Linked DNA regions of Homo sapiens: region 1 is linked to region 2. A link is a loop called in an ENCODE intact Hi-C map of the cell type or tissue named here. Cell type or tissue: MCF 10A. All regions are shown on one strand. Links, peaks and the distances in the headings refer to the core of each region. The heading gives the core; the rest is flanking DNA. Region 1 has its middle 12 kb from the start of MRGPRX2. Region 2 has its middle 85 kb from the start of E2F8.

What was found. Peaks named below come from ENCODE experiments on the same cell type or tissue, not always from the same donor. Only the 100,000 strongest peaks of a DNase experiment are listed, where the experiment ranks them.
Region 1: it touches region 2 in a loop (9-fold over the local background); 19 of 110 quality-filtered maps call a loop at or near these places.

Annotation. Positions count from the first base shown.
Region 1 is chr11:19,064,185-19,080,950 of GRCh38, forward strand. No RefSeq gene overlaps it. Among named protein-coding and RNA genes, the nearest start is that of MRGPRX2, 12 kb to the left of the region's middle. RefSeq lists a silencer at 13,858-14,152. In MCF 10A, for the core only: a CTCF peak has its summit at 7,169 (motif pointing right); a DNase peak (open chromatin) is centred at 7,207.
Region 2 is chr11:19,317,625-19,334,390 of GRCh38, forward strand. No RefSeq gene overlaps it. Among named protein-coding and RNA genes, the nearest start is that of E2F8, 85 kb to the left of the region's middle. RefSeq lists enhancers at 9,408-9,557, 14,781-14,830. In MCF 10A, for the core only: a CTCF peak has its summit at 9,026; no DNase peak of the experiment used is centred there.

The sequences.
Region 1 (16,766 bases), core at 5,681-8,180, 260 kb before region 2:
AGTTTGAAGTCAGGTAGTGTGTTGCCTCCAGCTTTATTCTTTTTGCTTAGGATTGTCCTGGCTATACAGGATCTCTTTTGTTTCCATATGAAATTTAAAGTAGTTTTTTCTACTTCTGTGAAGAAAGTCAATGGTAGCCTGACGTGGATAGCATTAAAACTATAAATTACTTTGGGCAGTATGGCCATTTTCACGACATTGATTCTTCCTATCCATGAGCATGGAATTTTTTTCCATTTGTTTGTATCCTCTCTTATTTCCTTGAGCAGTGGTTTGTAGTTCTCCTTGAAGAGGTCCTTCACATCCTTTGTAAATTGTATTCCTAGGTATTTTATTCTCTTTGTAGCAATTGTAAATGAGAGTTCACTCATGATTTGGCTCTCTGTTTGTCTATTATTGGTGTATGGGAATGCTTGTGATTTTTGCACATTGATTTTGTATCCTGAGACTTTGCTGAAGTTGCTTATCAGCTTAAGGAGATTTGGGACTGAGACAATGGAGTTTTCTAAATATACAATCATGTCATCTGCAAACAGGGACAATTTGACGTCCTCTTTTCCTAATTGAATACCCTTTATTTCTTTTTCTTGTCTGATTTCTCTGTGCAGAACTTCCAATACTATGTTGAATAGGAGTGGTGAGAGAGGGCATCCTTGTCTTGTGGCAATTTTCAAAGGGAATTCTTCCAGCTTTTGCCAATTCAGTGTGATATTTGCTGTGGGTTTATAAAAAATAGCTCTTATTATTTTGAGATATGTTCCATCAGTACCCAGTTTATTGAGAGTTTTTAGCATGAAGGGGTGTTGAATTTTATCGACAGCCTTTTCTGCATCTATTGAGATAATCATGTGGTTTTTGTCATTGGTTCTGCTTATGTGATGGATTACATTTATTGATTTGCGTATTTTGAGCCAGACTTGCATCCCAGGGATGAAGCCGACTTGATCATGGTGGATAAACTTTTGGATGTGCTGCTGGATTCGGTTTGACAGTACTTTATTGAGGATTTTTGCATCAATGTTCATCAGGGATATTGGCCTGAAATTTTCTTTTTTTGTTTTGTCTCTGCCAGGTTTTGGTATCAGGATGAGGCTGGCCTCATAAAATGAGTTAGGGAGGAGTCCCTCCTTTTCTATCATTTGGAATAGTTTCAGGAGGAATGGTATTAGCTCCTCTTTGTACCTCTGGTAGAATTTGGCTGTGAATCCGTCTGGTCCTGGGCTTTTTTTGATTGGTAGGCTATTAATTACTGCCTCAGTTTCAGAAGTTGTTATTGGTTTATTCAGGGATTCGACTTCTTCCTGGTTTAGTCTTGGGAGAGTGTATGTGTCCAGGAATTTATGCATTTCTTCTAGATTTTCTGGTTTATTTGCATAGAGGCATTTATAGAATTATCTGATGGTAGTTTGTATTTCTGTGGGCTCAGTGGTGATATCCCTTTTATCATTTTTTATTGTGTCTATTTGATTCTTCTCTTTTTTCTTCTTTATTAGTCTTGCTAGCAGTCTATGTATTTTGTTAATCTTTTCCAAAAACCAGCTGCTGGATTTATTGATTTTTTGAAGGGTTTTTCATTTCCCTATCTCCTTCAGTTTTGCTCTGATCTTAGTTATTTCTTGCCTTCTGCTAGCTTTTCAATTTGTTTGCTCTTGCTTTTCTAGTTCTTTTCATTGTGATGTTAGAGTGTCAATTTTAGATCTTTCCTGCTTTCTTCTGTGGGCATTTAGCGCTATAAATTTCCCTCTAAACACTGCTTTAGCTGTGTCCCAGAGATTCTGGTATGTTGTGTCTTTGTTCTTATTGGTTTCAAAGAACTCATTTATTTCTGCCTTAATTTCTTTATTTACCCAGTAGTCATTAAAAAGCAAGTTGTTCAGTTTCCATGTAGTTGTGTGGTTTTGAGTGAGTTTTTTAATCATGAGTTCTAATTTGATTGCACTGTGGTCTGAGAGACTGTTATTATTTCCATTCTTTTGCTTTTGCTGAAGAGTGTTTTACTTTTAATTATGTGGTCAATTTTAGAATAAGCGCAATGTGGTGCTGAGAAGAATGTATATTCTGTTGACGTGGGGTGGAGAGTTCTGTAGATTTCTATTAGGTCTGCTTGGTCCAGAGCTGAGCTCAAGTCCTGAATATCCTTGTTAATTTTCTGTCTCATTGATCTGTCTATTATTGACAGTGGGGTGTTAAGCTCTCCCACTATTATTGTGTGGGAGTCTAAGTCTCTTTGTAGGTCTCTAAGGACTTGCTTTATGAATCTGTGTGCTCCTGTATTGGGTGCATATATATTTAGGATAGTTAGCTCTTCTTATTGAATTGATCCCTTTAGCATTACATAATGGCCTTCTTTGTCTCTTTTGATCTTTGTTGGTTTAAAGTCTGTTTTATCAGAGACTAGGATTGCAACCCCTGTTTTTGTTTTTGTTTTTTTTTGCTTTCCATTTGCTTGGTAAATATTCTATTCCTCCATCCCTTTATTTTGAGCCTATGTGTGTCTTTACACATGAGATGGGTCTCCTGAATACAGCACACCAATGGGTCTTGACTCTTTATCCAATTTGGCAGTCTATATGTTTTAATTGGGACATTTAGCCCATTTACATTTAAGGTTAATCTATTTGATATTTTGTTTTTCTACTTTCATAGTCATTTTTTCATTTCTTGATGCTGACTTGTGTTGTCAATTCTTTCTTTTATGTCTTTAATCCTATTAAGCATGGCAATATTATAATTATCTGATAATTCTAGTGCTAAAGTCTATGTGTGTGTGACTTTACTGTCTGTAATTTCTTCTGGCACTTTCATGTGATTTGTTTGTGATTTTTGACTGTGAGTTGCCACTTGCCTTGGGAGCTTATTTGTGGAAATTCTTTAAGGCCTGAATTGTAGTTGAGTTCTTTTAGAGAGGTCTTCTGTTTTCTTTTTCTAATTGACTGGAGGAACTTCCCAATGTGCTTTCATGTATCAGGTTGTCCTCAGAAACCTCATTTGTCATTTGAAATTTTAGGAAGACCACAGGTTGTATGAATTTGGATCACAATGTGATACTGATTTATGGTTATAAATTCTCAAGAAGAGCTTTTTGTTTTGGTTTTGTTTTGTCTTTTGATGTTGTTGTTGTTGTTTTTGTTTTTGTTTTCCCCAGAGCCAAGTGTGCATCAGGCAGTTTCTTGGCAGTTGTATTTCTCATGAATGAGAATACACTAAAGGTTCGGTCTTTTGAAGTCCTGCATTTTCATGACATTTTCCTGTTAGACTTTCCACCATGAGTTGTTCTAAACTCTTTCATTCCTTTTAAGCTTGTAGCCATAATACGAAATGAGAATCTCCTTCTGAGAAGAAAGGATAACCATTTAGGAAATGAATTGATCACGTCTGTGCTTCAGAAAAGTCTTATCAGGCTGCTGAATGTACAAGATATAGAATATAGATGAAAACATAAATCACTGGTTATACTTCCACATGGAAACAACTGCATAAATACTTTAGTATATGCATACAAAATACACAATTGATATTGTTTTATAATATGTGGTTTATTTCTAATTTGATAATTACTGATTGTGGGATCTCCAACATAAATGGCAACTCTTTTGATCTCAGTTCCCCATCTGTAAAATGGGATGCCTTACAGTTGTGATGAATCTGAAACTAAGAGAACTCTGGTGCCTATGGAGGTTTCTCTCCTCCAAGTACCAAAGAGAGTAGAGAGCTCAAATAGGCCTCTCTCTGAGGCCAAACTTGGATTCCAGGATGACTCTCATCTTTTAGATCCTTAGTGGCTTCCAGAGTTTTCATAACTATGATGAAGTCATCAACCTAGGCCCCTCTCCATGGCTTACAATGTGATATTTCAATATATGTATACAATGTATAATGATCAAATTGGGTTCCTTAACATATCCATCACCACAAACATTTATCATTTCTTTGTGTTGGGAATATTCAAAATATACTCTTCTAGCTATTTAAAAATATACAGTAAATTGTCATTAATTATAATCACCCTACATTGCCCTAGGACTCTACAACTTATTTCTCCTATCTAGCTGTAATTTTGTATCTGTTAGCCAAAATTAGGCTATCCATCTGTCCATCCTTCCCAGCTTCTAGTAACCTCTATTCTACTCTCTATTTCTATGACATCAACTTTTTCAGCTTTCACATGTGTGAGAACATGTGGTATCTGTCCTTTTGTGCCTGAATTATTCCACTTAAAATAATGTCCTCCAGACTCATTCACGTTGCTGCAAATGACAAGATTCTTTCTTTTTTGTGGCTGAATAGTACTCCCTTGTGTATATGTACCACATTGTCTTTATCCATTCATCTGTTGATGGACACAGGTTGAGTCCATATCTTGACTATTGTGAATAGTGCTGCAATAAGCATGAGAGTGCAGACATCTCGTCAACATATTGATTTCCTTCCCTTCAGATATATATCCAGTAGTGGGATTGCTGGATCATGTGGTAGTTCGATTTGTAGCTTTCTGAGGAAGCACCGTACTGTTTTCCATAATGGCTGCACTAATTTGCATTCCCACCAACTGTGTATAGGAGTTCCCTTTCTCTGCATCCCCACCAGCATTTATTTACTTTTTGTCTTCTTGATAACAATCATTCTAACTGTATTAATATGATATCTCATTGTAGTTTTGATTTGCATTTCTCTGATGATTAGTGATTTTGAGCATTTTTTTCATATACCTGTTGTCTATTCCTATGTATTATTTTAAGAGACGTTTATTTAGCTCATTTGCTCATTTTTAAATTGGATTGTTGGTGGGTTTTTTTGTTTGTTTGGTTGGTTTTTGCTTTTGAGTTGTTTGAGTTCCTTGTATATTCCAGATAGTAATCCCTTGTTGAATAAATAGTTTGCAAATGTTTTCTCTCATTCTGCTAGTTGTCTCTTCACTCTGATGATTGTTTCTTTCACTGTGCAGGAATTTTTTAGTTTGATACAATCCTATTTGTCTAGTTTTGCTTTTGATCCATGTGCTTTTGAGGTCCTCTTCACAAAGTCTTTGCCCACACCAATGTTCTGATACAATGTTTTTGTTTTCTTCCAATAGTTTCATAGTTTAAGGTCTTATATTTCAGTCATTAATTCATTCAGAGTTGACTTTTGTATATAAGAGATAGGGATCTAGTTTAATTCTACTGCATGTGGATATCCAGTGTTTCCAGCGCCACACTATGAATATTTGTTCACTTAATGGTGTCCCATAAGTCTTATAGGCTTTCTTCACTATTTTTCATTCTTTTTTTTTTCTCAGACTGGATAATTTCAAATGATCTGTCTTTGAATTTAGAGTTCTTTCTTCTGCTTGATCAAGTCTATTGTTGAATCTCTCTATTGTATTATTTATTTTATTCATTGAATTCTTCAGCTTCAGGGTTTGTTTATTTTTTTAAAAAATCCACCTTCTGTTAAATTTCTCATTCATATCATGAATTGTTTTCCTGATTTTGTTAAATTGTCTATCTGTATTTTTTGTATCTCATTGAGTTTCCTTAAAATCATTATTTTGAACTCCTTTTCCAGAAATTTTTAAATTTCATTTTTAGCAGAGTCTGTTACTAGAGGGTTATTGTATTCCTTTAGTGGTGTCGTATTTCCTTGCTTGTTTATGTTTCTTCTGTCTCTGCATGATGTTTCTTGTATCTGTGCATCTGATGGAACATTTACCTCTTCCAAACTTTCTAGAATCATCTTTGCAGAGAAAGACTTTCACCTGCAGTTTGGTCTTGGTGTGCTGGTTGGTGAGGACAACTCTGTTTTTGGGTAAGTTGAGTGATATAATCTCTATGCAGCTTCCTCATTTGTTGGCTCACTGAATAACTGTGGGTGCCTCAATGACTTAGGTTGTAGAAGTTTGTGGCGGTGGCAGTAGTGGTGGAGGTTGTTAAAGTCTTCATGAGCGAGGGCTTTTGGGGTCCTCTTATTCTTATTTCCCCCACAGTGTGGAGACTTAGCTGAGAAAATCCTTCTCGGTATCAGGTCGGACATGGCCTACATGCAGCTGCAGTGGTACTAGGTTCCAGGTGAAGGTGCTTAGAGCATTTGTGGGGTTGGGGTCCTAGGCTCAGTGTATCACAAACCTATTGTGGCACCTGGATCTTGTGGTGCAGGTTTGCTCTCTGTGTTTATTGGATGTAGGTTGTCCAGAGAGCCGTGATCTGGGACTCTGAGGCACCTTTAGCAGTTTGGGCTCAGGGGCTGGGTTGTAGCTGCAATTCTACTTCTAGGGGCCAGGGCAAAGAACTGGTCTGACTCAGGAGAAGAAGGAGTGCTCTGGAGGTTTGGGCCTGGGGAGCAGAATATGGCTGCAATTCAGGACCCTGAGCCAATAGGGCTTGGTGGCAACTCAGGTGTCAGGGATGAGGAACCATGTGGTGACTCTAGACCTTGGAGATGGTGGGGTATATTTTAGACTCTGTGAGGCCAGGTACAATGGCAGCGAGGACCCTAAAATGTCAGAGCACAACTGTTGTCTTGGCCCTGGGGGGCAAGGAGCAGCACAGCAAAGACTCCACTTCCTGAGGAGTGAAGTCTGACACTTAACTTTTTGCAATACTCATTGTGTGAACTTTAAGAAGCTCCTTAACTTTCCTGGATCTCTATTCCTCATTCCTAAAATAGGACTAATCCTGTAGTTCTCCAAGGGTGTTTTGAGAGTCATTTGGTTAACTTTTGCATGCTTCATAAATGACGGTATTGGTTAGTCCTGAGTCTTCTGCATAATAACTGTTTGATATTGAATAAGCTATTTTCTCTCTCAGAGCCCCAATTTTGAAATCTGTTAAATACATATAAGATATGCCTCATAGAAGTATCAAATTAAATTGTAAATTAAGCAATATAAAGCAACTGGTACAATGCCTAGCTGATAGATGCTTGATAAATAGTACCCCTGTTATTCTAATTCAAATTTCACTGCCAAGTTTTGAGTTAAATTTAGAGTTTCAACTTCATCAAAATTTTACTGTTATATACTTTAATGAGGAATTTTTTAAGGGATTCTGAAGCAGGGAGCACAAAGAGCAAGCTCTTAACATTTTGGCTTCCGGTTGCCGAAATATTTAATACCACATCAGATTGTGAAGGGATAGAAAAGAAATGTAATGTTACCACATTACGTCACTAGGTGGTAGTCAAGGATCATTGCTTTGTTAGTATGCGGTAACCCTTGACTGGCCAGCAGGGGGCCCATGTCAATGACATTGCTGGAAAAAGTTTGGGATCTCAAGCCGATGTGTGTTTGTGCGTGGTGTGTGTGCCTGCGCGCAAGAGGGAATAGGGAGGGAGGGTGAGGACAGAGGGAGGGAACAGGAAGATGAATCCAAGTGAGACGAATGCCCTGTGAAGTTTGGGAACCGGTCTCTACTCACTGTCTACTTACCCACGCCAATTTTCTTTTCTTTTCCTTTCTATTTTTTTTTTTTTTTTTTTTTTTGACAAAGTTTCCCCCTGCACCCAGGCTGAAGTGGAGTGGCAGGATCATAGCTCGCATCTCCAAACTCCCGGGCTCAAGCCGTCCTCCCACCCCAGCCTCCCGAGTAGCCAAGATTATCCATCCCAATTTAAAGTAGAGCAATGAAGGGGACCCATGTAATTTTTGCAACCTGAGCATTCATGGATGGCAGCATGTACAGCAGCTCCTGCGAGTGTCTATTAATCAACCACTGAAATGCTGGTCTCAAATCCCGATCTACTAAGTCTGTGAATCCAGGTTAGGACTACTAATTTAATCTTACTGTCATGTTGCTTAACCTTACTAGTCAGTCCTTGGCTTCCCCATCAGTAAGATGGCTGTTGTGAGGTATTCAAGGTGCACATGTGAGTGCTTAGCACATGCTTAAAGCCGTGTGACATCAGAATGTGCCCTCTGTCATCGTCAGGACCATCTTTATTATTTCACCGACTTTCCCAGTCTTCCACAGGGTTTCTGAAGCTTGCTCCTAAAATCCCAATCCCCAAGGCCAGCTGAAACTGCTCAGCACGTGTCTGCCACGTTAGGCTTTGGGGCAGGGCAATAGCCTGAGGACAGCAGATGGAAGCACTGGGCAAAGACACGGTGCCTGCACCTGCTGCTATGCGATGGAGGGAGGTACGCCCCAGGTTCCCTTCTGTTCCTGCTCCTCTGTTAGAGCGGATACCTCATGTGAACATGGGCTGGAGACTCGATAGCCCTATAGAGATGGAAAGGGTTATTACTTCTGGTATAATTCTGTCATTTGTTGGGAAACAAAAGAGTAAGTCTTACTGCCCATTACGTCTCAGTAACAACAACTGATCTCCATGTCTTTCTGACTTTCAGGGAGCCCCAGTGACCTTCACGTCACCCTCTTCTCCCCAGGTTCCTTCAGGCCTGGCTGCCATCTGGCAAGTCCTGCCTGTCTGGTTTTCCCAGGCTTCCCTCTGCCAGTGTTTGGCCAGGGCGGGCCAGGGAGAGGCTGTAGGGACCAGCTGCCAGGGGTGGGCAGGGTGTGTCTGACCCCACGGTGGAGGGTTGGGCAGCCAGGGAGGAGGGCATAGTGTGGAGGTCTGCGTCAGTGAAGACTTGGGTGCAGTGAAGGCCTATAGCTCAGGAGGCTGAGGGCGACTCCCTGAAGGTTGGGCTGGTCCCAGGCTTTGCTTGTTGGATGGAGGAGACCTGTGGGGCCTCTGTGTCAAACCAGCTCCTGTGTCCAGCCCAAATTTAGAAAATCAGTGTGGGGGAGCCAAGCTTACCCCAATCCACAGATAACTGCACAGTTTGGAGTTATGCTTTGAGAGAGTGAAGGGAAGGACTTGTCGGGGCAGGATGTGTTCCAGAATATAAGGATCCGAACAGTGTGAGCCGTTTCTCACATCCCTCTCAAGTGCTAACCTACTCAGCCTCCAAGCCCATGCTCCGCAGGCCTCTGTGCTCTGCACTCCTCTCTCCTCTTTGCCTTCTGTAGTCCCCTTTACCTGTTAGGCCCCAGAAGGCTCCCGTTTTGGGGTATAACCCAGGTCCTAGGGCACTCCCCTCATCTGAACTCTGTAGCTGCTGCACCTGTCTCCTCTGCTCCTCTAGGCTGAAAGCTCCCTGAGAGCAGGGCCTATGTTATTCATTCATGGATTCACTCATCCATTTCTTCAATGAATATTGATTGTGCACTCCTTGCTACTTGATAGGCCTTGTTTTAGGTGCTGGAACTGGCACACTGGGTGAGGTCTGAAATTCAGCTCCTGACTCCTGGCCCAGTGCTCTTCCCAACAGATTCCCATCCCCACCTACCTCACCCAGAGCCCAGCCTCCTGGATATAGGTCAGGGAAGCAGTGCCCAGAGCACCACCTTCCCCTCAGGACCCTGATAGGATATTGCCTGCAGCATTTTCCAGCAGGCACAAAGGGCTGAGAGGTACATCTTTGCAGTTTCCTTCTTCCCCTAGGACATTCTGGGAACCACAGGGATATGCACTACCCTTTCCTTCCTTTTGCAGGGTGGCGACAGGGACCAGGGCCACACTCACTGGGCCTAGGGGCAACCCTGGTTCAGACACTCCAGGCTACATGACCTCAGATGACTCCTGTAACCCCCTGAAGCCTTGGTTTCCTCATCTCTAAAAAGGTGATAGTGATACAGGAACTAGAAAGAAATTATTTAGGCAGATAGTGAGGGTAAGAGAGTCCTCAGTAAGGTTTCCTTTTAATAAAAAGCAGCCCCTAACTTGTTTCTTTTCTAAGAAAAAGCAACCTGAAAAATCAAGCTGCAAGCATAGATAAGCAAGCTAAAAGCTCACATAGGTAAATACTGGCAGCTGTGGCAATAGAAAAGCGATATCTGGAAGCCAGGTATATTCAACACGGAGGTTCCCTCTTCCCTTTCCTTTGTCACCACATGTGCAGTAAAAAGCAGGCAACATGGCACCGGCCAGGTAGAGACCCCATCTGCATAATAAAAGATTAGGGTGGGATGACCAGCTTCTTTGCATGCTATGCAAACAGCACACCTGGTTTGACCAATCTCTCATGCCCTATGTCAATCAGACACTGCCTCCTCAAGCTCATCTACAAAACGCCTCCATGCATTTCACCGTGGAACTGGAAGATCCAGTCCGGAGCCCCTCTCTCTGCAGGAGAGAGTTTTTCTCTTTTCTCTTTCTTTCACCTATTAAACCTCTGCTCTTAAACTCACTCCTCGTTTGTGTCCATGTCCTCGATTTCCTTGGAATGAGGCAATGAACCTCGGTTATTGCCCCAGACCAATGGCACCACTTTGATACCAAGAGTATCTTCTCCCTAAGGTGTTTTGAGAATTCTTTGATTCTGTGCCTTCAATAAATGGTAGCTCCTGTCCTCCCTGCCCCCACCCCACAAGCCTGAGGACTGAAGTCAACTCCTGTCCATGGCAAATCAGGCTCCTGCTTAGCAGACTCGGAGCTACAGGAAGCCCCGTCTCCCTCTTCTAGTGCTCAGCCCTAGCGAGAGTAACAACAATAATAATAGTTATTATAACAATGTTGATCTTTTTGATAGCACTTGCTTTGTGTCAGGCACTGTTGTAAGCACTTTACATTTATTAACTCATTTACTGTTTGGTACAATCATATGAAGTGGTATCATTATCATCCCCCTTTTTCAGATGATGAAACCTAGAGAGGTTAAGCAACTTGCCCAAGATCACACAGCTGATAAGTAGCCATTAGAAATGAAGAGACATGGTTGGGCACGGTGGTTCATGCCTGTAATCCCAGCACTTTGGAAGGCCGAGGCAGGCGGATCACCTGAGGTCAGGAGTTTGAGACCAGCCTGGCCAACATGGTGAAACCCCATTTCTACTAAAAATACAAAAATTAGCCGGGCATGGTGGCACATGCCTGTAATCCCAGCTACTCAGGAGGCTGAGGCAGGAGAATCGCTTGAACCTGGCAGGTGGAGGCTGCAGTGAGCCGAGATCGCACCATTGCACTCCAGCCTAGGTGACAGAGCAAAACTCTGTCTCAAAAAAAACAAACAGAAATCAAGAGACATTCTGGACAGCAGTCAGGCTACATTTGCATATAGTTGGTTGCCACATCAATGGCCAAGGTAAAAAGGTGAGTTGAGAATATACGAACTGGGTCATAAATGATGTGAACACAGCTAAGGACTTTCCCAGGACACCTGGACAGCAGGCCTCTGCCGACTCACCCTCTTTTTGTGCCCACTGAGTTGTGCTGCCTGGCACCTGAAAGGGCACATCAATGTTCTGGAGAAGGAAAAGGATGGCAGGAGAGTAACTGGTCTCTGCTCCCTCTTTGGGGCACACAGGGCTTCCAGAAATTCTTGCAAATGTGCCTGAGCCCACATAGGTGCTCTGAAGTAAAAACCACAGAGCTCACTCACACCCCAGAAGTGTTCCCAAATACATTCCCCCATGAAAATTTTCTCTAATATATTTAACTCTACCCACCCCCCAAACTGCTGATGGCAATTTAAAATATTATTTTCCATTCTGCCTCTGTTCTCATTTGTAGAACAGGGGAAGTCAGAGAAACATGGGCTGAGGGAAAATTCATGAGGACTTAGCCACCTGGGAGGTGTTTCTCAAGAGCTGCCAGTGTCGTTGGCTCAGCCAGGGCTCTTGGCGACATGGAGACAGAGCCAGGAGGGCAGGGCTCATGTCTGCTGTGTCTTGCTTCATTCTTAGGTTCTGTGTAAGAGTCCATTTGGAAACAGCTTCTGTGCTAAAAACAGAATTTGAGGGCTGTTGGGCTAGATAATTCCTAGATTCCATCTTGACTGCTACCTCCTAGGGCTCATTCATTCATTCCTCAAATATCACGCAAATACCAGGAGCTCTGCAGGCACTGAGGATCCAGCAGTGAATAAGAGTTATGGTCTCTGCCCTCATGGACCTCAAATACAATGTGAAAAAAGATGAAAAGTAAGAAAATAATGAATAAATGGAAAAATGACACATTATCATAGCTGCCATGAGGGAAATCAATAGGACAAGGTGATGGAGAGTCACTTGGGGGCTCCTTTGGATGGAGTGGTCAAGGAAGGATTCCCTGAGAAGTTTAAGCTGAGCCCAGGAGGATGAAAAGGAACCAGATTTGTCAAAAACCAAGGAAAAAATGTTCCTGGTGTAGGGAACTGCGAGTGCAAGTGTCCTGAAGCAGGAAAGAGATTAGAGTTTACTGTGGCTGGAGCAGAGGCAGGGATAAGTCAGACCTAAGGGGAGGTTTATTCTAAGTGCAAAGCCATTGGAGAGTTCTAAGCAAGGAAGAGGCACCATCTGATTTTCTCATTTACATTAAGCAGATCACTTTTCTGTGGAGAGGAGAATGCCTTGCAAGGGGCAAGGAGATCCACTAGGAAGCTATTGCAGAAGAGGGTGATAACTAGGGCTGGGGATGGCCATAGGGATGAGGAAAGTGGATGGTTTGAGGCAGAGCCAACTGGATTTGCTGAAGAACTGGCTGTGGGAGGTGGGTGCAGGGGTGAGAATTAAGTCTCCTGAAAGTGTGAAACAGACCCCGTTTTCCTACTTGGATGATATGCGTGCTCCCAGAGGTGCCTCACCCTCCATCCTCACTCACTGGAATACTTCTGTTTGCTTTTGCCACTTGTCACACTGGCTTCTCTGTGCTTGACACCCCAAACTCATTCCTACCTCAAGGCGTTGGCACTGCCTGGGCTGGTTGCCCTGAACTTCCCGTGGTTGGTAACTTCTTGACACTTGGGGCTCAGCTCAGCCATCTCCTCTCCCCTGCCCCAGCTGGCCTTTCTTGAACACACAACTTGTAGCCTGACCCACACCCTCCTCTACTCACTCTATTACATTACCCTGTTTTATGCTCTTTACTTTCATGATCTGGAAAGATCTTGTTCATTTATCTGCTTGGGATTTTCCCCATCTGCTTCCACTAGAATGTAAATTCCATGGGCAGGCAGCCCCTTGTCTGTCTCATTCAGCAGCTCTAAAGGGCAAGGCTGGCTGGGGGTGGCCCTGCAGTGCTAGGCCTCCTCCACAAGAGGGCGCACACAAAGTTTCTTTTCTGCTTTTGTCTAGACAATCTCTCCCGGAGTAAAATGAACAGAAAACAGACTCAAATTGCACACTTTACCTAGCTGGGTACACATGCTCTCATTTTTTTTTATATAGGTTTTTAATGTTTTGTTTGATAGTTTAAAACATGTTTTTCTGTGGAACTTCAGATGTTACCCTGAGACAGGGGAAGGGGGGAATCATAGGGACTCCGTTCCCGTCGGGTACCTCTCCATCGTGTGCTATGCTTAGGCTGGCTTTTGCCCGAAAGAACCTGTACTTATGTCTCCACTAACTGTAGCCAGTGATCTCCAAACAATTGGGACATAAATTAACATTTCCTTGATCCTAAGACCGTACTTGGCAATGACCCACAGATTTCTCAACCAACTGGGTAACTCTTGAGAAGGTTTCAGTTCAGTTTGATGAAAACAGGTGAGGGTTTAACCTATGTAATAATAAAGAACAGACAGTGCTGGTTGGTTATTCATCATTGCTCTATTATTGGAGGTAGCTTGAATTAGTGGAAAGAGCACTGGGAGATGCCAGATGTGGGTGTGAGTCTTCTTTTGAGTCTTGGCTCTGTCCATTTCTAGCTGAATGACTATAACTCTGTGAACCTGTCTCCTTCATTTGTGAGGATGACCAAGCTTTCATAGACATAAAAGGTATTTTGTAAAGAAGCATGCAGATGGTGGTGGTAGCACGTAGCGTGTTTATAATAATTGCTGCTAGCACAGTCATATTTGAGACCCCCTCACACTTGGACTGAAGGTGCCCCATGAAATGTGGAGCTGAGAGGGGAGCTGAGGAGTGTCTGAATGTGTCACCTAGATAAGGAAGAGGGCCAGAAGTTGGTGCCTGGAACTGGGAAAGGAATCCAGGGAATCCCAGAGCTAGGAAAAGCAGCACAAGAGGAATGGGTCAGGCAAAAGGATGATTCTGGAAGAATATTTATGACTGTTTCCTGCTGCTGGCACAGGATGCATTTAATAGCTGGGGGTGGACTGGACATTTTCTAAATTTTTGTCTAATAGGAAGTGTGTTGGCTTTCATAGAGGAAGCTTGAGATACTTCATCATTAGTAGGTACTTGGATTATTTTTCAAATCTGCCTGGTCATTTTTATATTCTTTTGTTCTTGACTCATTTTTTATTCTTTCTTTCTTGAATTAGTGGAAAGAGCACTGGACCATGCCAGAAGATGTGGGTGTGAGTCTTCTTTTGAGTCTTTCTTTAATATGTTTATTTAAACATATTAAACATAATTTTTCTATAGTCTATATGTATCCCAATATCTGAAGTCTTTGTGGGCCTGGTTCTATAATTTGCTGTTTCTGCTGCCACTGATTCATGGTGGTCTGTTTCCTTGCACACATCATTTTGATTGTGAGCCCCTAGTTTTTGGAATCTTATGATAATTCTATAAGGCTTGGCTTGAGGGTGCATTTCTGTAGGGAAGATTCCTGATTGCTTCTGTCAGGCGTCAGGACATACTGATAACAGAACAGAGTCCACTTTATTTTTTTCTTTTTCAAGGTCCACTTAAATTCAATTGATCATCTTGAGGGTTTTAAGACCATGTGTAAATTAGTGTCATTTCAGAATCCCTAGTTATGCAATGGTCAGCCAGTAGCACTGAAACCTCAGGGCACTATTTTCTCCCCCAACTACTGTAAATCAAGGTGGACACAGACACTTTTCCTTGCTGCTTAGTTATACTGTGCAGGTTTTATGTTTTGTTTGTTTTATTTTTCATCAATCATCCTTTTTCTCAGAGAGTATAGCTGTTTCTGAGTCCTGGCTTTATTCAGAGGGCTCTCTAATTTGACTCCCTGCACTGCATGGATATAAGGATTAGTGCAGAATCACCCCTTCATTCCTAGTAAAGTCCTGTGTGTAACAGGTCTAGGCCACCAGACGGTACAGAATTCCCCGGAGTGTGTGATAGTTTCTTCCCATGTATTCACTTGGGTCTGACTTTACTTCTGGCCTTAGGTTCCTCTTCCTTTATATGTTAGATCCTCACAGCAATCCCCAAAGGTATTTGTTTTAAAGATAAGTACACTAAGGATCAGAGATGTTAAGCAAATTTCCCAAAGTCACAAAGCTAATGAGTTGTTAAGCTGAGATTTGAATTCAAGCCTTCTGATGCCTCAAGATATATATTTTCAGCTACATCCATCTCTTTAACTTGTAGGACTTAGTCTTGGGAAGGGTTGTCTCAGGGTTGACGCAGGTGGTGGAGAGGGCTATACATGGCCCTGTGGCTCCAGAGGATGGACCCTTGAGCAGTGGGTGAGAATTACACAGAGATAAATGGAGGCTGGAGATCTGGAGCAGCTTCCAGCAAGTGTCTGACAATGAGAGGGAGTGAGTTCCCCATCGCTAGGGGTGTGAGATGACCATCTCTTCAAAAAACCCCTGCCTGGGGTGGCTGCAGAGAGCAACCTCTGAGTGTCCTTTGGCTCTGATAGCCTTAGCCACTGTCATTCTCTTGGTCAGCCCTGGACATCCCTGGAAAGGATGACTCAGCTGTCCGTTTTAAACAGGGTAGTTCAGAAGAATACATTCCTGGTTATTCAAGTTTCTAGGGAGTCCTTGGGAAAGGCTCGGTTGATGAGGAAATCGTTGGGGGGTGATTAACAACTCTTGGATCAGCTCCTTCCTCCTTTGCCAGCCTCACCCAGCAGCCTTTCACAGGGGCCTGTTTTCTTCTAAACACACAGAATGAAAGAATGTGACACATCAGGTTTTAATCTTGGGTCTCAGCCCAGAAAAAAATTTGAAACCTGAAACAAGTGAAACCCATTAATTTACAATTAAATTTCAAAGGGTTGTTCCCCCAAAGTGCCTACTTCCAACCAAATAATTTGAGCTCAGAGCCATAAATTATGTGATGTGTTTTGTCCCCAGCCTGCGAAGTGTGCTGGATTAGTAGCCCAGCCTGGGGCTTCCAGCTATCTCCTCCTTCAGACTGAAAGTCTTCTAAACTATGAATGGTACAAGTAATGATTCTCATTTGTACAGAAGTTGCAATTGACAGAGCACTTCCATGTTACTCACATTTGAGCCTCCAAAGACTCCATGTGGGATAAGGCATTACATAGATGAGGAACACAAGTCTTGGGGAGATGGAAACGTTGAGGGACTTGAGCAAGACACACGGTTTCTAAGGAGCAGATCCAGGACCTGAATCCAGATTTCTTGATTATCTTTTCAGAGAAGATAATTTAACTACTTTCATCAGTGCAGCCTCCTCAGAATAATTAAATCTTATGCAGGAGAAGAATTTAATTTTTATAACTGGAAACAAAAATGCTTCAATAGATCCTCTTAGGCTACAACCATTCCCAATCTCCCTCCATTACTCCTCCCCTGTATCCCAGCAGAAAACCCTTTTAGGGCTCCACTGTGGTTATAACAATGTGCATTCCTCTTCTCACAAGTGACGACAGTGTCACGTGGTGGCTGAGCGCACAGGGCCAAGTCCTGCCTCCTCTTCAGCTGTGGCCTTGGACAAGTTAGCTAACCAACCTGAAGCTCAACTTCATACTGCTGACCTTGAGGGGATGTGGTGATGACTAAATGACATAAAGTACTGGAGAGCTTAGCACAGTCTGCAGCATGTAAGTGCCCCATAAATGCAGATTGAACATAGCTGTACAAAACAAGGACTGTAGGTCAAACCCCAGGACTGCAAAGACTCCATTCATTCCAGCAGCTTTGACTGAACACGTGCTTTGTGCCAGACGCTTCC
Region 2 (16,766 bases), core at 7,545-10,044:
TCCCAGGGTTTCCTAGTACTATATCATGGAGGCATCTGGGGATTGTGGTGTGATGCTTAGCCAAGAGGCTGCCCTCTGCACCCCCACTTCAGGGAGGCGAGGAAGGGGAGCAGTGTGTGTGTGTGGCAGAGATGGCATTGATTGAGAACTGGCAGACCTGGCTTCCCTGCCAGCGCTGCCATGTTCCAGTGTCTAACCTATAGATGTTGGCTGAATGAGAGGAAATTACATACTCTGTGAGCCTCAGTTCTCTGATCTACACGATGGGGGAATAGTACCTTTTGGGGTTGGTGTGGACACTATATGAAGGAGCTGGAATACTGCAGCTATTTGGAGCCATATTCTAGAACCAAACTGCCTGGGTTCACATCCTAGCTCTGCCACTTACTGGCTCTGCAGTTTTGAACAATTACATCACCTTTTAGTTTGACTTACTCTTATAAAAAGTAAGGACAATGTTAACGTCTATCTGACAGTGCTGTCAAATATGTTTTCATATATGAAATACTTAAAACATTGTTTGGCAGTAGGTAAGTACTTGATAAATATTATCTTCTCTTTTATGATGATGAGAGTGCCTGTTACAGTGCCTGGCATGTCTTAGGGTGCCCAGTAATGAATTTCCTGTCATTCTTCTGCCTGAATCTAAGGGAATATGGTGCCTGAGACTCCATCATTAAGTATTTTTTATTTCCTAGTGTTTGACAATAATATGGAAATGCCCTAATTTGGGGATAATCATACTCTGTGTATTGTTCAATTCAGTTATACGATAATTGGCCATTCTGTGCCAGGTGCCAGGCTGAAGCATTCTCATCAGTGATGCGAAATTGAATGGCATGTGATCTCTGCCTTGGGATCACAGTTTTGTGGGGGGTTTATTTATTTGTGCATTTATTCATTTTCACATTTGTTTGGAGCCTATACCACAAATGTACAGAGTACAACAGGTGTTATGATGAGGTCTGAAGGTACACAGGAAAGGGCAGAGAAGTTTTCCTTTAAGGCGATATTTGAGCCAACCTTGAAGTCTGTGCCAAAGATGGTCAAACCAGGGCATGGGAATGAGTAATGATGGGGGTGAGAAGGACTTGCCAAACAGCATCAAATTTGGAACAAAAGACTGTTGGTTTGGAAGTGCACATCGTTTCTTCCATTGTCACTCACCAAGCAGGCAGCGTGTGCTGGCACAGTGCTAGGGGCTAAAAATAGAGGGGCATAAGACCCACTCTCTGCTCTCCAAATGCTCATAGTCTGTTGGGGGCACACCTTGTTGTCCAGGCCGGAAGGTTGTGCATCTTCCTGCAATCATCCTGCTCCCTCCCCAAGCCTATCAATCACCAAAGCCAGACGGTTACTCAGTGTTGATCACTAAGGGTATATATGGGTGATGTAGTTTGAATATTTGTCTCCATCCGTATCTCATGTTGAAATGTAATCCCGAGTACTGGAGGTGGAGCCTGGTGGGAGGTGAATGGGAGGTGATTGGATCGTGGGGATGGATTTCTTATGAATGGTTTAGCACCATTCCCCCTTGGTGCTTGTCTTTGCGATAGTGAACTCTTGTAAGATCTGGTTGTTTAAAAGTGTGTGGCACCTCGCTCACTCTCTCTTGCTCTGCTTCCACCATGTGAAGTGCCTGGTCCTGCTTTGCCTTCCCTTCTGCCATGATTGTAAGCTTCCTGAGGCCTCCCAAGAAACTGGTGCTGGAGCTGTGCTTCCTGTACAGCATGCAGAACTGTGAGCCAATTAAACCTCTTTTCTTTATAAATAGCCCAGTCTCAGGTGTTTCTTTATAGCAATGCAAGAATGGCCTAATACAATGGGAGTGATTAGGAAATTTAGGATGAGTATTAAGTGTGGGAGGTAGGAAGCAGGGTGTCATTGTGTAGAGAGAAGCGTCAAATTTAAAGACTTGGGGGGTTGTCTAGCTTCACTCAGAGAGTCTGACCACAGCCTTCATCCCCAGGTTGCACAAGGTGTGAACACTGTGCTCTGTTGGGAGTTGATGATGCCATTCCTGGGCCTGAAGGGGGTCATCTGTCGGCTACCCTGCACTCAGCCTGTGGACCCAAAGAGAGGCCCACCTTAAAACCCCTTTCTTCTATCTTATCACACCTGGCTTTGGAGAGGAACTCAAGTAATGATCTCTGTAGTAGCTGATGAAATCCATATCAGCCATCAGTCTTGACCAGGATAGGTCTTCATTTAGGATTAACGAAAAGCAAAGAACAAGTCAGAACTATGAGGAGAATCGGGAGCTCAAAGGAAGGTGATCAGGCTGAGAATTTGGAGTGACTGTTTCTGTCTGAAACAGGGCTAATGTAGGAAATGGAAGAAAAAGTTTAATGAATATTCTCAGAGGTATTTTAAAAGACACTTAATTGACAAAATAAGAGAAAGTTTGACACAAAATCGAGGAAATCAGGCAATAGAAAAGAATCCTGAGAACAAAATAGAAAAAAGAAATGGAGACAGTAACTGTTAGAAGGGGCATATAGCTAAAAATAAGATTAGTGAATTAGAAGACAACTTAGAGAAATTTCCCAGAATGCAGAGCAAAAATACAAAGATAGAAATTATGAGAATAAATGATAAACTTATAAGATAGAATTTAGTAGGTCCAAGAACCACAAAATAAATATACTGAAGTAGAGAACAGAGTGCATAAAGGAGAGACAATAATCAAGGAAACATAAAAAAATTTCTTCTCGTAACAGAAGAAATGTGAATTTAGACTCAAACTCTCACTTTTATCAAGGTACAAACCTATATACGTCTGAAATTTTGGAATTCTAACCAAGAGAAAAATCATGCAATCTTTTAAAAAGGAAAAATAAGCCAGTTACAAAGGAGAGAGGGTCATTTTGTTATTGGATTTTTAATCCGCAACACTAAATGCTGCAATACGAAGGAGCAATGTTTATACAGTTTAGCGGGGAAAAAATAGATACCCTATAATTCTATAATCATTTTAATGATTCTTCTTATGTGAAGGCAAAATAAATAAATATTCAAGACCCAGTCTCAGCCAGTATGCTACTCATGTAACTTTAAACAAATAACTCCTTAAGGAAGTTCTTCAGCCAACTAAAAAAATAATTAGCACAAGACACCCAACAAAGGGGAAGATAAAGGTGCATGAAACTTGTGAGCAACGAAACCAATGATGCATATCTATGGTCTGATGCAGAAGTAGAGAGAGCCAATTATGGAGAAAGACAGCCAGGGCTCCAATCCTTACTCTGGTTCTGTTGTGGTTGGAGATGTTTGGTCCCTTGTGATGGTTAAAAAACCAGGCAATGGCTAGATCCTGACCTCTTCTCATGCAATTGAGGACACATGTGCTACTCAGAAACAGAAGAAAGGGAATCAAAGCATAACCGTATTAATACTTGTACATGTGCTTGGCACAAGACAGGGCCTTTGGCAAAAGCTGAATTGTAGAGTCTGGCTTAGATTCAGGAGTGGGGTTTTTCCACTTCTCCAGTTTAAATCAAAATCTTGGGAATAGCAAGTTCAGCTGTGCTGAAAGTTGGAGAGAGTTCTCTGTCTCTCTGTCTCAATCTGCAGAATAGATCATGTCCCTTTTTTTTTTTTTTGGACAAATACAGAGAAGGTAGAGAGAAAGAAAGCTATGGCCAGATTTTTTTTTTTTTTTTTCTGAAGACAAGAAGCCCTAATTGGAGGTAAGAAGGAGAAAAGAGCACTCTATAGTTATTGACCTTTAAAGAAAAGTAACTTTATAAAAAAAAATTCCCCACTGAAAAATCTGGACTCTGACCCATCAGGTTACCAATCCACAGTCCCTTTGGTAATGGTGAGGTTATCAAGGGAGCAGGCAGAGTTGGGATTCACGGCACAGGTGCTGAAGGGTCCTCTTGCTCTATACCCCCCTCCTTTTGTTCTGTCTTAATCCACTGGTCAGCCTCCAGGGGTGACGCTGTTCTTATCAGAAGGGTCCTGATCTCACCTTTGTGAGGCTGCTCACCTGAAGTCTCCTACTGCTCCTTTCTATTCTCCTAGGACCAGATGTGCAATGTAGCCTCTGATGTGGGCAGTAGGAAAGCACTTCTTTTTTCATAATTTAAACAATTTTGTGAGTACATAGTAGGCATATATATTTGTGGGGTACAAGAGATGTTTTGATACAGGCATGCAATGTGAAATAAGCACATCGTGGGGAATGGGGTATCCATCCCCTCAAGCACTTATCAGAAAAGCATTTCTTAACTCTAGGTCACTGTATCTTAGGAACACTCCAGGTAATTCTACATTATCAAAAAATTTATCTTACATTCAATTTCCATCTCAAATTATGCCTAGCCATGTTGTATATGCTTGTACAAAGTATGTACAACACACCCACACAATCTGAAACATTCCAAATTTGAATGTAAACTCTCTTTCATTATTATGGTCCCATTGAGACATTAAATTTCAAGATGAAATTCCCTTTGCTTGTAAGATTCTGGAGGAAAAATGCCCACGATGTCTTCCTGTATGCTTCCTTTTTCTGCTTATTCTCAGCTAGAGAGGTCCCACCCAGATACGTGGGTGCAGTCTCGGTTTCTTTTGTTACTTTAGCCTCTATTATCTTTTACTGCAATGATTGAACACCTCTTTAGCGTCTTCAATATTAAATTCACCAAACCTCAAATCTCCCACATGTTCTGGTTTTCTTTTCTAGTTCCAGAGCATCGGCAGAGCCTCTAAAATGAGGAGTAGATTGGCTTGGCTGAGGGATTCACCAACAGCCTCAGATACACCTATACATTCTGTTACTTTATCCCAGGTATCCTTTTAATAAACCACCTAATTCATGAGGATCTATGATTTTCAATATCATGTTTTCCAACATTCAAGAGCACTGGCCCCAAATAGATACACATGATTATGAATGTAGTTGCAAAAGAATTCTATATAAAATATTAGCAAATCAAATCCAGAAAAGTATTAAAAGTACAACATATGATGACAGAGTAAAGTTTTGTTCCAGGAAAGCAGATATTGCTTAACATTAGGAAGTCTGTTAATGAATTCATTTTACTAATAGGTTAAAGGAGAAAAACCATATGACTTTCTCTCTGAGTGCTGAAACAGATTTTACTAAATTCATCATCTTTTCCTAATTAAAGGTTTTAGTAAATTTTGAAGAGAAGGAGGGTTTTAAAATATAAAGAGCATAAGAAGGGAGCAAACATCACATTTAATGGTACAATAACAGAGGCCTCACTAGTAAAGATAAGAAAAGTATAAGGACACATACTGTCCCTGGGATTAATCAAGATGGTGTTGGAGTCTTAGCCAAAGCAGTAAGATAAGATAAAGAAATGAGAGATACAAATATTGGAGGGAAAGAGCCAAAGTTATAATTATTTGAGGATGATAAAATTGTTTGGTTGAACTATCTAAGAAGATTGACTTTTAAGAATTTGTACTTAAGGTGCTGAATACAGAATAGTAACCTTCCTATATATTAACATTACCTAGTTAGGCAACTAGGAGAAAAGGTGCTTATAACAAAAATATCTATAAAATATATAAGAATAATTGTAGCTGGAAAATAGAAGAACTAGAAGGAAACTTTGGAGAGTATCTTTTATAATCTTGGTATAGAGAAAACCCTTCTTAGCATATAACAGAGTCTATAATATGTTAAAAAATACTGACAGATTTGACTAGATAAGAATTGTGAATGTCTGTAAAACAAAGACACCGTAAAGAAAGTTCAAAGTTGAGTGACAAACCCAGAGAAAATATTTGCTACTTGTGTAACATAGAAAAGATTTCTATCCAGAATATAAAAGACTTCTACCAATCAATCAAACAAGTTCTAACAACCTGACAGAAAATGGTCAAAAAGTATTGGATTAGCTAAGGATATGTTTGCTAATGTAACAGACAAGCTGCCAAATCTCATTTGAAATACAAAAATAGTTGTTCATTATCACCTGGCAGCTCTTCTCCAACCAGTGATTCAGGAACCCAGGCATTGCATCTTACACACTTAGCTTCCAAGGTCAAAGTGTTCAAACTGAAAATATGGCATGGACCTTGCTCTAAATGGTGCTTGTATTTCAGTAGGGGGAGACAGATTCAAGAAAAAACAGGTAAATTTAAAGAGCAAGAAAATTTCAGAGAATGGTGAGTGCTAAAGGTAAGGAACTTTAAGGTGATCAGCAAAAGTCTTTCTGAGGAGGTGACATCTGAGCTGTGACATTAAGAGCCAGCCATGTGAGAATCTTATGAAATAGCCTTTTAGGCAGTGGAATAGCAATAAAAAAGGCTTTGTGATGGGAATGAACTTGACTTATTTGAGGTGCCCAGAAAATGTTGGTTTGGAGGAGTGAGGAGAGTGGTAGTATCAGATATGGGGGACTTCCATGTTATGTAGGACCTTATAGACAAAGCAAAGGAATTTGATTTTTATTCTGTGTGCAGTGAGAAACCAACATGTCACAGTTTCAGTGGTATCTGCATATTGATGCCAAATCAACACCCCTTCATGTTAAAAACTCTCAATAAACTAGGTATTAAAGGAACATACCTCAAAATAATAAGAGCCATCTATGACAAACCCACAGCCAACATCATACTAAATAAGCAAAAGCTGGAATCATTCCCCTTGAAAACCAGCGCTAGACAAGAATGCCCTCTCTCACCATTCCTGTTCAATATAGTATTCGAAGTCCTGGCCAGAGCAATCAGGCAAGAGAAAGAAATAAAGGGCATCCAAATAGGAAGAGAGGAAGTCAAAGTATCCCTGTTTGCAAATGACATGGCTCTATAAATAGAAAACCCCATACTTTCAGCCCAAAAGCTCCTTAAGCTGATAACTTCAGTGACATCTCCAGAATACAAAATAAATGTACAAAAATCAGTAGCATTCCTATACACCAACAGCTATCAAGCCGATAGCCAAATCAGGAACAAAATCTCATTCACAATTGCCACAAAAGAATAAAATACCTGGGAATACAGCTAACCAAGGAGGCGAAAGATCTCTTCCATAACTACAAAACACTGCTAAAAGAAGTCAGAGATGTCAAACAAATGGATAAACATTGCAATGCTCATGGATACGAAGAACCAATATTGTTAAAATGGCCAGACTGCCGAAAGCAACTTACAAATTCAATACTAATCCTGTAAAACTATCAATGACATTCTTCACAGAACTAGAAAAAACTCTTTTAAACTTCATATGGAACCAAAAAAGAGCCCCAATAACCAAGGCAATCCTAAGCAAAAAGAACAAAGCTAGAGACAACATATTACCTGACTTCAAATTATACTGCAGGGCTACAGTAACCAAAACAGCATGGTACTGGTACAAAAACAGACACACAGACAATTGGAAGAGAATAGGGAGCCCAGAAATAAGGCTGCCCACACTCAACCATTTATCTTTGACAAAGATGACAAAAACAAGTAATGGAGAAAGGACTCCTTATTCAATAAATGGTTCTGAGATAACTGACTAGCCATGTGCAGGAGATTGAATCTGGACCATTTTCTTACACCATATGCAAAATTCAAATTAAGATGGATTAAAGACTTAAATGTAAAACCCAAAACTACAAGAACCCTGGAAGACAACCTAGGCAATACCATTCTGGACATGAGAACAGGCAAAGGTTTCATGACAGATGCCAGAAGCAAATGCAACAAAGCAGAAATTGACAAATGGGATCTAATTAAACTAAAGAGTTTCTGCACAGCAAAAGAAACTAACAACAGAGTAAACAGACAACCTACAGAATAGGAGAAAATATTTTCAAACTATGCATCTGGTTTAATATCCAGCATCTATAAGGAACTTAAACAAATCTATAAGAAATAAAAAACAAATAAACCTGTTAAAAAGTGAGCAAAAGGCATGAACAGACACCTTTCAAAAGAAGACATACATGCGGCCAACAAGCATATGAAAAAAAGCTCAGCACCACTGATCATTAAAGAAATGCAAATCAAAACCACAATGAGATACCATCTCACGCCAGTCAGAATGGCTATTATACGATAGTCAAAAAATAACAGGTGCTGGGGAGGTTGTGGAGGAAAAGGAACATTTATACACTGTGGGTGCAAGTGTAAATTAGTTCAACAATTGTGGAAAACAGAATGGCAATTCCTCAAAGACCTAAAAACAGAACACCATTAAGCCTATCAATCCTATTACTGGGAATATAAATAATTCTATCATAAAGACACATGCACGCGTCGCAGCACTATTCACAATAGCAAAGACATGGAATCAACTTAAATGCCCATCAGTGGTAGACTGGATAAAGAAAATGTGCTACATATATACCATGGAATACTATACAGCCATAAAAATGAATGAGAACATGTCCTTTGCAGGTACATGGATGGAGCTGGAGGCCATTTTCCTTAGCAAACTAATGCAAAAACCGAAAACCAAATACCACATGTTCTCACTTATAAGTGGGAGCTAAATAATGAGAACACATGGACACATAGAGGGGAACAACAGACACTGAGGCCTACCTGAGGGTGGAGGGTGGAAGGAAGGACAGGATCAAGAAAAATAACTAATGGATATCAGGCTTAATACCTGGGTGATGAAATAATCTGTATAGCAGAACCCCATGACACAAGTTTACCTACATAACAAACCTGCACATGTACCCCCGAACTTAAAATAAAAAGAAAAAAGAAAAAAACAAGAAGCAATGAAGACAGCTTTTGAAAATGCTTTCTGGAAGGCATTTTTGAACAAATTTGTGCTAGTTCTCCACCTCCTCTTCAGGCTGAGCTTTGCTGACTGAAGTCATTTGACAAGATTTCAGCAGAGTGGAGTGTGTAAATGTTATGCAGAATGAATTACAGGTCTGGAGACATTCATTTCATTACCCTAGATTCTATTAGCAAAGTTCACTTTATGGAACAGTCCAAAATGATTTATCTAATGCCTGCTTCTTCAGGAATGTTTCAAATCCTGAGCTATAAGTGGTTGTTGAAATTATTAAGAGATGTCCATTTTAGCCACTAGGAGGTATAGTTGTGATTTTGGAATGTGCCTTCAATTTCTTTTTAAAATGCAAACCAGACCATCCAATAGAACACCTAACACAGTACCCAGCCCACAGCCCAGGCTCAGTGCTGATGAAGGAATGCAAATGTCAGTTGTCAGAGAGTCCTCTCTCCCCAGGCCTGCTTTGGATATGCTCCAGGAGAATGGGGCTGTGTCCCCGATACCTACAACAGCTCTTGGCACATGGTAGGCACACAATCAATATCTCTGAATGACTGAGTGGATGAATGATGAGATTTTCCTGCACTTCAGCCACATTTTCACACACAGTGGAGCCATCCATCCATGTGGAACCCTTGGTTTGCCAACACTGCTTTGGAAAAGTGGGCCAAGGATAAGGACTGTTGTCATGGCAGTCTGACACCGCCCATACCTTCAGCCTCTATCCACATCCTCTTCCACCCTCAACCCAGTGCTGTGGCCACTGGCAACTTCCCCCAGGCCTCCTTCTCAAGGCTTTTACAAGTGCTATTCCTCTTTGGGGAGAGGCCTCATCTGTACCCACCCTTGCCTTGACTCACTGATTGGCAAGTTAACTCTTGCTTATCCTTCAGGTTCCAGCTCAGATGTGGCCTCTTCCAGGGTATTTCTCTGACTGCACCCTCTCCCCTCACTGACTACATAAGGTTTCCCTGTCATGTGCTCTTATGTACTGTTTTTCAAAGTGATTATCAATGTTTATAATTTTGTTGTGTAATTATTTTAAGGCAGCATTGTGTAGTGATTAAGAGCAGGAACAAATGCCTGCAGGGTTGAAACTTCAGCTCTGTCATGTGCAAACTGCGTGAACTTGGGCAAGGTATTTCACCTTTCTTTATTCACTTCCTCATTGGTAGACAGGAGACGACACCACTACTCACTTTTAGGGTTACTTGTGACAATTAAATAAGCTAATAAATGTAAATGCCACTTTGAGTTGGCCTTTTTTATTTGACGAGTATGTGTCTCCTGTGCTAGCCCCATGAGGATAGAGTGGGCATTTTACTTGTCATTGTATTCTCATATTTAGTGGTGTCTGGTCTCTGGTAGGCACTCAATAAATTTTTGTGAAATAAATGAAGGAAAAATCACAAACTTTTTTTCAACAAGCCAGGTACAAGACAAGAGGAGGAAGCCTGCTGCAAAGGATGCAAAAGGCCCATGCCTCCAACCTCAGTCTGGCTGTCATTGCTAACGTCACTAAGCCATGGTTGCCAGGCAATTGCTGGGGGAAAAAAGCACTTTCAAAGCCAACTAAGCACCTACTGTGTGACACTGTGTGACAAACTCTCAACAGCATCCAGTCCTGGCCCTGTAGGTCCTCCCGGAATAAAAATTTTCTCAAACCTATATATGTGGCTCTAATGAGATGTGTTAAAATAGAGCAGTGCTTTTCAACTTTTGTATGAAAGCTGCAGGATTTGTTAAAACATAGACTGCTGGCCCCACCCTCAGTAATTCTAATATTGAAGTAACTCTGGGTTGGGATTCAAGAATTTGCATTTCTGACAAGTTCTACTTGCAGCAAATCCTGTTGGTCCAGAGACTACATTTTGAGAACCACTGAAATAGGGGCATGTTCTTGACATGAATGGGGAAGCAGTGTGATTAAATTTGACTCTAGGAGAGTGGTCATAGAGGTGGTGACATTTGAACTGGGCCTAGAAGGATGAGAAGGATTTTTCAGAATAAGGACACAGGTTCCCTGCAGGGCATGAACAAGACGGGGAGAGATGAGCGCCTGTTTGGGAAATGATCTTATGTGGGAAGAGGCAGAGGCTGCCGAGCCTGCAGCATTGTGGGGTCATTCATCCCTTATTCTTGGCCAGCGTGGAGGGAGGTAGCCTGGGGAGAAGATGAACCCAGGAGGGGAAAGGTTAGGCAGGAAGAGCTTAGACTCTTCAGCTTTGTAGTTAGACAGACCTAGACTTGAATCTCGACTTCATCACTTACCACCTGCAGGACTCTCAACAAGTAATTTACTTTTCTCAGCCTCAATTTTCTCACCTGTGAAATGGGACTAGAATAGTCACTGTTTCATAAAATAATCGTGGACTAAATTAGCTAATAGATGTGAATTACTCAGCTTTAGGTTCGGCCCGTAGAGGATACTCTGTAATGGAAGCTATCATCAGTATTAGTCATTAGTATTGGTCAGTCTAATGCAGAAATGACCACACTGAAGATATTTATACATCTGCCTTCCCTACCAGGCTGCGTTCCCTGAGCATGGTCTGTGACACCTCTTCTGGGTACCCCCACTCCCCGCAGAGCCAGAGCCTGGTGAAGCTCAGATGCTCAAGAGATGTGACTCAGGCAGGGATCTCTGCTCCCATGCAGGGCTCTGGTGGTCTGGGAGCAGTGTCAGGGAGCCAGCAGACACTAGGAAGAGAAGCAGGATGAGGAAGCCAGAGAAACTGGAGGAGACTTCTGCCTGTGCCCCAGCATGACCTCAAACAGGTGGCCCAGCCCCAGGAAACTGTAAACCCAAGCCCAACTTCAGGCTGCATGGACTCCTCCCAAGGGAGGAGGGCTTGCCACGGTGCAGCAAATACAGCAGTGAGCAAGACAAATAGTGTCCTGCATTCACGGAGGTCAGGAAAGCTGAAGCAGATGAGAAATCAGGTAGCTTTTCAAGGAGCTCATGGGTAATTATACTAGGACATGTGGGGTGGGAGCACCTGCCCTTGAGAACACTCCTCCTGGCGGAAGGGCTCAGTTCACTTTTGGTGATTTTGGGATAAAGAACAGGGCACATAAGATCCTGCTCTTTCTTTCTTCCATTCTGCAGGGAGTGAGCCTGTCCATGGCAAGCTCCAGCCAGCTCTGCTCCTCCTGCCCTACCTCTTAGGTGACCCCGCTTCCTAGTCTGCATGTCAGCACCCAGAAGCCCTTTTGCCCACAGATATCAGCCACATGTTCTAATATCAACTGTACTGGAAATAAAGGTGAGATTTTGTTCTCCCATCTGCCTTGCTTTTTTTTTTTCTTATTCTTTATTGCATCAGAACTAACACGGAGTAGAAGGGTGCTATTTTGTAGCCCCTCAAACTCTCCAACGAAGGGAGTTAGAAAGGGTTAGGAAGTGCTATTTTAGATAAGGGAGGTGAGAAAGACCTCTATGATGAAGTGACATTTTGGTGGGGAGATCTGAAGGAAGTGAGGGAGAAAGCCTTGTGGGAGAAGAGCACTCTGGGGAGAGGGAGCAGCCTGTGCAAAGGCCTTGAGGCAGGCATTTGTTTAGTGTGTGTGTGGAACAGCAAGGATGGCAATGTGGCTGGAGAATAGTGAAAGCAGAGGGGACGGTTCTCAGGGATTCTTGACTTTCTGTCCCAGGCAGGTATTTGTCTAGATTGGATAATGGGCATAGCACAGCTCATAGAAGGAATAAATGCTTCATTCTGGAAGCCCACAAACTATTGTTTTGAGCAATCTGCAAGTTTCCCCACCCCTGCTTGGTGCCAGGACTCCCCTTTGAGAGCCAAGAGCTGGAGAGATGTGCCAGAAACACAGATTGGAAGATGCATGACATCCCTTGGGAGAGACTGGCTGGAAGGCAAGATCCACAAGACAGAAAGCAGAGATGACCCTCAAGTTGAAAAGCTTGAACCTAGCTGGGTGATTGATTACCAGGAGACCACCCTGATTTTGTTCTCTAATTACGGTGTTTATTTGATGCATCATATTGGGCCTGAAACCCTTAATACCAGCCGGTGCTGTTCAGTGTTACAATGTCCTAATTAAGCTTTGATTTATATGCTAATTTTATTCCAAGTGTGTTCAAAAGGGGAAAAGTTATTAGACTTTATTTTGAGATTACATTTTAATCCTGAGGTCTGCCAGAGAGCACTGTGTTTATTCTGTTGGCTTTTGTTTCCAGGATGTTAGTGGCAATTGTGATTATTTCCTCGGAGGGGAAGGATGATGAAGTGGTAAGGAGCTGTTTAGAGTTGGTGGGGCTTCTGCTAATTGGAATTATGTAACCTCTTGCCTTTGCCTTGACAGCTTTGCAATGAGGCTTGCCTTGACTGCCCAGCTGCTTAGGAGGGACAACAGGGATGTGCCTTAGGGATGTCGCAGGGAATATTTGGAAGGAAGGCCATTACATGAGGGAGTGATTGGATTCTGGAATGTGAGGGGAAATTGGGCTTTTACCACATGAGTCCCTGAAATTTGTAAGAGTCACGCAAAAACCAGCAAGGGGAGCAGCTGGTCTTTGCTACAGAAAGGATGTGTTTTGTTTGTTTGTTTTTATACTGTTATTTATCCTAAGTGGATGTCACTTGAAATTTCCTGTTCAAGGATTAAAAAGTCTTATGAATCAAATTATCTTTGGATCTTAGAAGGTTCACGTGGCTTCATAAATACTCTGAAATAGTATGAAAAATAGGGTATGCATCCGCATGTGTGCATCGTGCTTGAGTGTGTTGTCTGGGGATGAGTCCAAAGTTTCCATCAGATTTCCAAGAGTACTGGCCCTTCAAAACATTAAGAATCACAGGACTGGGGAACATCCAGCTTGAATCTGTGATTTAATTTCCTGAGACTGGATGTGTGGTCTGAAAACACAAATTAACAACCAGCAGTTCCTTTCCCTCTGCCCATCCAAATCGTAGCTCCCTGGGTCCACAATGGTGCCCAAGTTCAGAAGGCCATGGGGGCAGGTTGAATTGTGAGGGATGCTTACCTGATCTCAGAGGCATGGGCAAGGACCCATTATCTTTCCTCTGAGTGACCTGAGTCCTATTTGTCCCAACTTCTGAGGGAAGAGCAGAGTTGCTTATAAAATAGATGAGAACTTCTATGTAAACACTCAGGGACACACATTATTCAAAATCCTTTGTAACCTGGAGCATACGTACTTCCCATGTCAGCCTCAGTAAAGGGTTCTCCACTGGGCCTCCAGGTTTTCTGATTGGGTTTTACTTATTTATTTATTTTCCCTTCTCCCTTCTCTCTGCCAACTAGCAGTGAACAGAAGAAAGGTTTAACAGGAGCATATTCGTTTCACTTTCTCCTTTTGTGACTACTACACGGTCTGTGGCTCAATATATATTGCATTTGACATCTTTAGTTTATCCTAAGAAATCAAACTTAGGGATTGCAGTTCCATAAAATTATAGGACCTAACATTGATCGAGCACTTATGTGCTAAACATTTTATCAGCATGATCTCATTTACTACTCTCCCAAATCTTCTAGGGTACATTCTATTATCAATCATATTACACACATAGGGAGACTAAGGCCCAGAGAGGTTAAGGGCTGCTTTGGAGTCATATATCTAGTACGTGGTTAGCTGGGATCCAACTTGGGTCTGCAAGGCTCCAAGTCTGTGATCAGAACCACTATGCTGAACTGTTTCCTCTTGGATTCAATTACTCCTTCTTTTTTTGTTTTGAGGTAGGGTCTCGCTCTGTCACTCAGGCTGCAGCGCAGTGGCATGATCATAGCTCACTGCAGCCTCGACCTCCTGGGCTTAAGCCATCCTCCTGCCTCCACCTCCTGAGTAGCTAGGACTACAGGCATATGCCACCATGCCCAACTAATTCTTTTACTCTGTGTGTGTGTGTGTGTGTGTGTGTGTGTGTGTGTGTGTGTGTGTGTGTGTGGAGATATGATCTCACTATGTTTCTCCAGGATAGTCTCAAATTCCTGGGCTGAAGTGATCCTCCCACCTTGGCCTCCCAAAGTGCTGAAATTACAAGTGTGAACCACCATATCCGGCAAAAGATGCTATTACTTCTTAAGTGTCTCCTTTTCAAAATTTTCTGCAGAGGCCATTCACCCATCCCCCTGGGTATGAAGACATGGAGAATGGATCAACCCCTCTAGTCCAGGCTTATATTTTTCAGAAGGGTACCAAGAACTGGTTTGTGAGAGAGCAGAACAATGTCATCTAACCTCAGAAGGGAGGTAACCCCCAAAATGGTCAAACTGCCCTCATTTTCTCAGGGTGCCTTGGCTCTGCACCAGTTCTCGGTCTTGTGTCATCTAAGCCTTCCATCTGACCTAGTTGAATTATGATGTGGCTTCAGAAAGTTTCTAACACCTGCTTCTGATGCATGTATCTTAGCGCCTTTGCTATTCTTTGCTGCTTGCCTATATTTTTAGCTTTACATTTCAGGTTCTGTCAGCCTTTCCACAGAATTAAAATGCCCCTGTTCACTTGTGCTGCTCCAGGGGAAGAATATTTGCCATTTTCCACAGATGATGACCCTGGGATGGAGAAGATGTCTGCTTTACTAAGGCTTCTAGATGACCCATAAGAGTTATAGTGAAAATATCTCATTTTAAAAAGGGTAACATATTTTTAAAAATAAAGTATTATCTTCCCACCTTATCATAAGGAATTATTTTCCTATTCCTTTGCTTATCTGTCCACATGCATATAAATTTTACTTAGTCAAAATGATGGCATGCATTTATTTTATATATATATATATATATATTTTTTTTTTTTTGAGATGGAGACTCACTCTGTCACTCAGGCTGGAGTGCAGTGGTGCTATCTCAGCTCACTGCAAGCTCCATCTCTCAGGTTCATGCCATTCTCCCACCTCAGCCTCCTGAGTAGCTGGGACTACAGGCGCCTGCCACCACACCCGGCTAATTTTTTGTATTTTTAGTAGAGACGGGGTTTCACTGCATTAGCCAGGATGGTCTCGATCTCCTGACCTTGTGATCCGCCCGCCTCGGCCTCCCAAAGTGCTGGGATTACAGGCATGAGCCACTGCACCCGGACTATTTGGTTTATATTTTATGACGTGAGTAGGAATTTCACCAGCTACATATTCAAGTGTGCAAAGATAATCATTCTATTTTTCTATAACTTTAGCTCTATTTTGAACTCCCTTTACACCTGTTGGTAGAAAACAAAGAAACAAACAAAAAACCCACTGATCAGTTCCATGGAAACGAAACCATCCAAAGGTTTCCCAGGTTTTTGTGAGGGTGCATTCAGTTAATTGAGGGTGTTCTGCCTCCCTTCTTCCTGTTGGGATTGTGATAAATTCCCAGGGGACTTACAGGGCATCAAGATCTCAGTTGTGAGTGAGGAGCCTTCTGATTCTGATTAGTCAAAGTCCAGTTAAGACAAACAAAATCAAACATACAACAGGAAATTGAATACATGGATATAGAAGGGCTGAGATGCCAAACGGGACAGGATTAGCTACGGGGGAAACTACTCTCACCAGGAGGGATGGAGGGACATGAAGAAATGGTGGGGTTGCAGGGCCCAGAAGCCAGGACCCTCGGGCTAGAACCAGGGCAGAGGCTGCCTGGCTGGAGCTATAGGACCTTGTAGGAAGGGTTTAGTTGGCGGGAGCTAGAATCACAAAAGAGACACAGACACCTGTGGTGGTGGAACTTTACTCAAGGAAGGTGGAATGAGAGCAGGAGAAGCACCCCGATCTCTCCTGCTTCTACATGTCAGCCTCCCCACTGCAAGTAGACTTGCTTCTACTCCAGTGCATGAAATCATGCTGGGGTAGGGGCTATGGGGACCATCTTTCTGAGCTACCCTAAAGAAGTGAGTCATGGGTCTCCTCGACTCTCAAATACCCCTAACCATGTTTTTAAAAATAATTTTTACTCTTTCCAGGGACTGGCCTTGGGGATGGAGGGAAGGATGATATGGGTGAAGGCATGGGACCTCGTTCTCAGAGAACCCACCAATCCCTAACACTTGAACTTTATTTCCAAATCTTTAAGGAATTATAAG